Regions from separate parts of the Mus musculus genome. Here region 1 is linked to region 2. The links are chromatin contacts, found by Hi-C or POLR2A ChIA-PET in ENCODE. All regions are on one chromosome and are shown on one strand. Each heading gives the region's core, a stretch centred on a gene start or an enhancer-like site at or near the end of the contact. The rest is flanking DNA. Distances are from core to core; before and after follow the strand shown.

Region 1 (3,606 bases), core at 829-3,328, 360 kb before region 2:
GCCCCTAGGCAGCTGCTGGTGAATGTGTCATGCGTGGGCGATGGGTCGCAAGGACTCGAAACTGGCTGGGGATGATCCCGTTCATGCCTAGCAGGCTGGCCCGGGAGATTTCACTCCCATCCCCTTGTGTGTATGGGGGTGGGATGGGGGTGCAGAAAGGATGTTTGGATGTTGAGACATCGACCTGGGCTCATGACCCCAGGTAGTCACAGTTCAGAGCAGGCTTATCTGGGAAGAGAAAAAGTTAGGGGAGTGGGAGGTGACACCTCAAAGTCTGAGGGGAATGAGTAGAAGAAAAGGGGAGGGCAGGCGACGGAATGGGACCCATGAAAACTGAGGAGGGTCAGTCTCTGGCTGGGGTCTGGAAGCACCTCGCAGCCAGTGGTTTTCCCAGTCCCTACAGGCTCTTGTCAAAGGCGCCTGTTAATAACTAGAAGCCAGTTCCTTCCAGGGAGCTGGACAGAGCCCCGGCACCCGGCTGGGGTGGGGGTGCGGGTCTTACATTACCCTCCCCACGGCTCCAGCGCCTGGAGACCAGTGTGCAGAACGAAGGCGAGGTCCCACCACCCACTTTTTCTCCTCTTTGAACTACGAGTGGAGGTATTCGGACTGGGGGGGGGCAGCTTCTGGGCCAACTTGGGGCACTAAGGCCGTCCCATGCACCCTACAGCAGACCGACCCCACCACGGCCTAGGCAGCACGCTCAGCAAAGTTTCGGGTCCTCGGTGGTGCTTCCTAATCCGAGGTGGGGGCAGGGGACCCAAGCCCAGGCGCTCCGATCGGCGGAGTCGGGAGGGAAGTTTGTCCAGCCAGAGATCGGCGATCGAGAACTTCGGGTTTTGGGAAGGCGGCTGAGTGGAGGGCGCCCTGGAGCCTCAGACTAAACGCGCTGCATCTGAAACCCCCCGGGTGAAGAGGGGACTCGGTCCAGGTGCGGACGGCCAGGACACGGCGAGGGGGACTGAGGCGATAGGGGCAACCAGGGCTGCGGGAGCCGTTGGGGACTCCCGCGCCACCCGGGAAGCCGGCGAGAGCGTATCCTTCCTGCCCCTCCCCCTCCAGGGGCGGGGACCTGTGGACCCCACGTCTGCGGCAGAGGGGACCACCACTCGCTGCACACCCCTTCCTACCTGAACGGGGTTGTGGCCCCCAGGGTTGAAGGCTCGATCACCGGCTAGCAGAGCACGCGCGCCGAAGTCCCCGGAGCGCCGCGGTGGCGGTGGCGGCGGCGGCGGCGGCTGCCCCTGCTTCCTCCTCCTCTTCCTCCTCGGGGTTCTTGCTGGCTCCAGACAGACCTCCTCCCCCTCCCGCGTTGCCCGCCCCTCCCGGAGCCCGCCGGGCTTGAGGATCGGCCTCTCGCCGGGAGCGGAGAGGAGCCTGCGGGAGCCGGGCTGCGGCGCTCACTGCGTCAAGAGCCGGGGACCGCGCGATCGGAGCAGCCCCGGACCGGCCGGGCAGGCGGGGCGGCCGCGGCGCCGGCGACGCCGAAGGGGCCGGGCGGCTCCGGCTCTCGAGCTCGGGAGCGGGCGCGGCGGCAGCGGCCGCGGCGACGCGAGGCGGTGGTTCATTTTGTGAGCGCGAGGCAGGTCGGACGTGGGAGCCGCGCGGGGAGGGGACCGGAGCAGGGGCGGGGGCCGCTGCACGTCCATAGGTTGCCCCGGGAGGGGATCAAGGCTCCCTGAGGGGAAGTTGGCTGGAGCCGGGGGGACATCTCAGGACGCCGCAACACAGCCTCGCCTCCTTTTCCTGGCTTTGCCTGCGTCCCCTGCCCGCGTCCCAGGCCACTGAGCTAAGAGCCGTGGAGCCCAAGTCCCCGAGTGTCATGGGGTTGGGACCCTTCGTGGCGATGGGAGGTGGGTACGAGAGGCAGAGATGTGCACGCGCGTACAGTCACGCCTGTGCACACACACGCACCCGCAGGAAGCCATGTAGAAGTTGACCCCGAAGTCAGACCCTATGTAAGCGCGCGTGTCACAGCTCCACCCGCAGGGACGATTGTTTCACGGGGCGGGCGGCGGGGAGGGGAGAATCAGAGATGGTACAAGGTTGTCAGGCCCTCCGAGATGCAACATTCTCTCTTCCCACCAGGGACTTGCTCTCTCCTAAGGTCACCGACCCCCTTCACAGTCCCTCCTCTCTGCATTGTATGTCACCACCCCCTTGGGCTGAGAGGCCGGGAGGCGTGAGATCAGCCTGGCACCTTCCCATTCCCGGAAGGTTCCGAGTAGTGGATTCCCCTCCCACTAGCCTCTGTGTGTGTGGGGGGGGGGAGTTAATGTGTGCTTTCCGGGGATCCAAGTCATCCCTCTGGGGCTGTCCACCCTCCCACCCACCCCCACCCCCCACCCCCATGGTTCCAGGAACACTGACTGAGCCCGCTGGTATCCCATTCCCTACCGCGCCCCTTCCCCAGGCGGTAGCTTTGGCCTTGGGTTGAAAATCAAAATCAAGTTCAAGAGCGCCCTCGCCGGGCTAAGGCCTTGCGCACAGCTTTCGAGCCTCCGTGCGCTTGCGGAGCTGAAGGACCCCCCTTTGGGCAGAGTGGGTGCAACCCTTTTTGGACGCCTCCTCCGAGCTGGAGCACTCTCAAGAGCCAGGCTTCGGGACACAATGCCAACGAAGGGGACTGGAGCCGCAGAGTGCAGCCAAGTATACATAGTAAGGGGCGAGGAGAGGCTGGGGGCGGGGACTTGTCCCTTGGGTTGCCAGACCACCAGGGACCAGCATGGGAATAGCCTGAACCTTGGAGTAGCGCGGCCAGAGGACCAGGAGCTTCCCGAGCTCGGGTCCTGTGGCCTGTCCTGCGACTCGACTAGATCCAGCCTGCAGCACCGGCAGGCAGCCCACACTTGGCCGATCCTAGGCTTTCCCCAGCCCCATTTTTCCTTTGGAACCCTGAGGAGTGAGATTCCAGTTAGGGACTGAGGGTAGAGGAGGCTCTATCGTCTTTCCGGTGGATTCTTAGACACAGAGCATGGTGGTCAAGGACAGAGCTGTGGGTCTACCCTTGCTCAGACCTCAAGAGAATCCAGCCGGGACTGAAGGCTCCAAAGCCTGCTTTTAGGGTAGCTTTTGCCGGGCCCTTCAAAAAAACAAAAAACAAAAAACAAGCCAGGCACCCCTCAAGCTGGGAAGGCCACAAGCTAACCCCTGGCCAGAGCCACGGGGATGAGGCCAGAGCTTTCTCCTGGTTCTCTCATCTCCCGCCCCGCCCCCATTCCTCCCTTCCTCTCCCATTCTCCTGAGCCATGTCACTAGCAGGCATGTGTACATGACCCAGGGTGGACACTATGTATGTTGCACCCACACGTTTGCAGAGCAGGTTCACACCTAACGGGCACACCCCATAATTCACCCCTTAGCCCACCCTCATGAAGAACATGAAGTTCTGGCAGAAGTTCACACACATCTTTGCCGACGCCCACGCCTCCCCCCTCCCCACAACCAGGAACCTTACCAAGAAGTTATAGAGTAGGGCTTCAGTCGCCAAGGCACCCCAGCCTGCTCCAGGGTTGCACAAACCCCCGGTCCATACCTGGGTTTCTGTAGTGGTGTGCGACTGCAAACATCATTCCAGAAAGGCAAAGATGTCTATCCTGGGGTCTA
Region 2 (3,474 bases), core at 235-2,734:
ACTAATAACACAGACCCCAAGGTTTCTGTATTCTAGGAAAGCATCTATTATGCAGACATTAATTCTGGAATTTTATTACGCCAAATTAACGCTGCTTTTTTTTTTTTTTTAATGAATACTGCTTCCTGACTCCTCATGAAATCGAATAACGAAGAGGTTGGGGAGGGAGGAATTTAATGGAGAAGAATCTTAAATTCAGATGCCCTTTTTTTTAAGCCCCCTCTTTTCCAATGTGTTAACCGCGAAAGTTTCCACCTACTCTCCCACAAATGCACCCCCCCAGCGGCTGTTTGTAAGACGATGGATAAATGCATGTTTCTATCTTAATATTTCACAAGCCAGAAATAAAGCAACAGATCTGTCAGCTTCGAGGATGGGAGAAAGCCTCTGTCAAGAGCGCCCAGGCCAGGGCCCACTTTGTCCCCTCCTGGAGGGCTTTTCGAGCCTCGGCAGCCTTTCCAGACTGTGCGCCGCGGCCGCAGCCAACCTACACCCGGCTTCCCCGAATCGAACGCAGTCACTGCAGTGGCTACTGGGGCGCCACCAGGATCTCTCCCCAATCACCTCGGCACTCTCAAGTTACTCACCTCCAGATGGGAGAAGGGGTTCAACCCTCATAATCCCCACCATGGCCAGCAGCGCGGAGCCTGAAACCACCTCCCCGCCACTTAGAACAAAGGTGGCCCTGCCTCACCGCGCTCTGCACGCCTAGTGCGGGATCTCGGACTCCTTGGGCGACACCAATCTTTACCTGAACTCGGGACTCGACCAGGTCCAGGCGCAGCGCCAGCGCCTCGCGCATAAACACGTCCGGGTAGTGGCTCTCATTGAACGCCTTCTCCAGCTCCTCCAGCTGCCAGCCGGTAAAGTTGGTGCGGGTGCGTCTCCGTTTGCAGCCGGGGCTCTCCTTGTCTGGATCCCCCGAGTCTGCGGGCATGCACAGGACGCTGCAAGGCTCAGCCACCTGGCAGATGCTTGTCCCGCTTGCACCCACCTCGGGTGCGGGGTGCACGGAGGAGTGGGTCGCTATTCTCCGACGGCCTGGTGCACCCCACCCCGAGGCCCCCCGTTGTGTTTCCCCGTGTCCCCGCCTCCAGCCTACCTGCAAGCTTGAAGGGCTGGCTTTCGCCGGCCACCCCGCAGGCAGCCGGCAGCAGCGGCGTGGGGTTGACCACCGAGGCGGCGGCTGCAGCGCACGAGCCGCTGAGCAGGCCGTCGATGGAGAAGGGCACCGAGGCCGCGGCAGCGGCGGCGGCGGCCGACTGCAGCTGGTGACCGGCCAGCTCGTACACGTGGTGGTGGCCCAGCGGGTAGGGGAAGCCCACCACGCCGCCCAGCGAGCCCCCGAACTGGGCATGCGGGTGCTCCAGGAGGCGACCGTCCATCATCTCGCGCGCGGGGCTGGCGGGGCGCGGGGGCGCGGACGGCGGCGGGGACAGGGGCCCGGAGCCCTACACATGCTTCGGCCCGCGCTCCGCCGCTTTACTTTATCAACATCAAGCTCTCGATAATTAGCCGCGGCCCGGGGAATTTGGGACCAATAAGAAGCGCTAATCGGCTCTGACGTCAGAGGCGTGCTGGGTGCAAGGAAACGTTTTCCATATCGATTGCTAATTATACCTGACACGCACCTCCATAAACAGTATCAGGAGCTGTCACAACAAGACGGGGTGGGGAGGGAGGGGCACCGCCGCGCTCGGCCGGCCGGGGGCCCCCGGCGAGCCCCCCACTCCTGCTCCCCGCCGCTCCCGCCCCTCGCCTCCTTCTAATAGATTTCCCTTTAAAACATTCGCCGGCGTGTTGTGGGGATTTTTCACCAGAAATGCTGTACTCTCTGAACCTTTAAAGTGATGTTGCTCCAATTACAGAGAGACATTGAGCGGCAAATAGACTGATCCAATAATGGGAGATTCATCATCCGCTCTTTCCGAAACTGTCACATTGAATTTAAAACTACAAGGGCTTCTCTACCAGCGGCCTCTCCCGGGCTGCGGGCTGCCGCGAGCGGCGGAGGGAGGAGGAGGGGGAGGAAGAGAGGAGGAGAGGAAGGGGAGAGAAGTGTCCCGACGAACTGGAAGACCAAGGGGAAGAAAGAGGAGGAAGAACAAGCCCAGGAGGGAGGGGGAGAAAGGAAAGGTTTGGGGGAGGAGGAGTGCAGAAAGAGAAAGGGAGGAAGGAGAGGAAGTGGATGGAGAGGAGGAAAGGATGGAGGGGAGGGGAGAAGAAGAAAGGGAGGAGAATGGAGGAGGAAGGAGAAGAAGTAATGGGGGAGAAAGGAAGGAGAGAGGAGTGGAACCAGAAGCGATGGAAGGACAGAGAGAAGCGAGAAGAGGAGAAGAGAAAGCGGGGAGGATAAAGAGAAGGGAGAATGAAAACGGAGAGTGGAGAGAAGGGGAGGAAGGAGGGGAACAAGGCAGAAAAAGAGAAGAAAGGGAGGGAAGTGGGACTAGATGGACGGAGAGACCAGAATGAAAGGGGGAGGGGAGAAAGGGAGAGGAGAGGAGGGGAAGGGGGGGAGAGAAGAACCTCCAAACAGTGATCCAGCCAAATGCGGCCCCCACCTATAAGGAGTCTAACCCGACGCCCTCCTCCTTGATTGGCAGTTACCCCATCAATATAGACAGGGTGGTGGCAGCTGGGGCACCCTAACCCCACTTAACTCCCACACATATGGGTCCTGGATGCCAGCCCAGAGGAGGAGGGAGCATGGAAGGAGGAAGGACAATGGTAACTTCAGGATAGTGACCAATGGCCCACGCATCCCTTCAAATAAATAAATAAATAAATAAATAAATAAATAAATCTCCCTCTGAGTCAGCTCTGAAGAATGGGTTGGAGGCACTAACCCATCTATTATAATTAAATTATGTTCGCAGTGAGATGCCATTCCCTTCTCCACTGTAAAATATTGATAGTCTCAAAAACTAAATCATTAGGGGACATATCCTTAAATAAGCCGCAAGCACGGACTGTGAGCAGAGGTGGACGCAGCCAGGATGGATGGGGATGGAGGATGGGGATGGGGGATGAGGGATAGGGATGGGGGATGGGGGAGGGGGATGGGGGATGGGGATGGGGGATGGGGATGTATCCTTTGTAAAAGCAAGTTTGTCACTGGAGAGATGGCTTTTTGCTGACTCTAAATTTGTAGGCAAAGTACTCTGACCGCCTGCCCCAGAAGGAAGCCTGATCATCACAACCCCAGGGCACAGTGACAAGTTTGCTTTGGCAAAAGTAAGGCCTAAGCAGGAAGAAATGGGACAGGCCAGAATGGTGTGTGCCATGTCTCTCTCTCTCTCTCTCTCTCTCTCTCTCTCTCTCTCTCTCTCTCTCTCTCTCTCTGTGTGTGTGTGTGTGTGTGTGTGTGTGTGTGCCCTGACCCACTGAGCTGGCAGAGAGGGAACCAGACTGCCCTTGGGGTGGTTCCCCCAACACTCATGTCCGGGCCTGGACCCCAGCCGGACTACAATCGGG

Evidence for each region. A loop is a pair of places that touch in the nucleus more often than their neighbours do. ChIA-PET counts read pairs that join two places held with the same protein, here RNA polymerase II (POLR2A).
Region 1: a map of ES-E14 shows a loop between it and region 2 (9-fold over the local background). The contact joins the promoter of Elfn1 here to the promoter of Uncx in region 2. A Hi-C loop is called at or near these places in 3 of 37 maps with a recorded cell type or tissue (ES-E14 and mouse embryonic stem cell). POLR2A ChIA-PET finds 5 or more read pairs at or near these places in 1 of 5 experiments (embryonic stem cell).

The regions. Positions count from the first base shown.
Region 1 is chr5:139,906,338-139,909,943 of GRCm38, reverse strand. It overlaps Elfn1 (leucine rich repeat and fibronectin type III, extracellular 1), which reads right to left and starts at 2,078. Exons shown (of 2, transcript NM_001384186.1): 1 at 1,131-2,078.
Region 2 is chr5:139,541,908-139,545,381 of GRCm38, reverse strand. Uncx (UNC homeobox) reads right to left here and starts at 1,484. Exons shown (of 3, transcript NM_013702.3): 1 at 1,103-1,484; 2 at 752-927. The coding sequence starts at 1,388.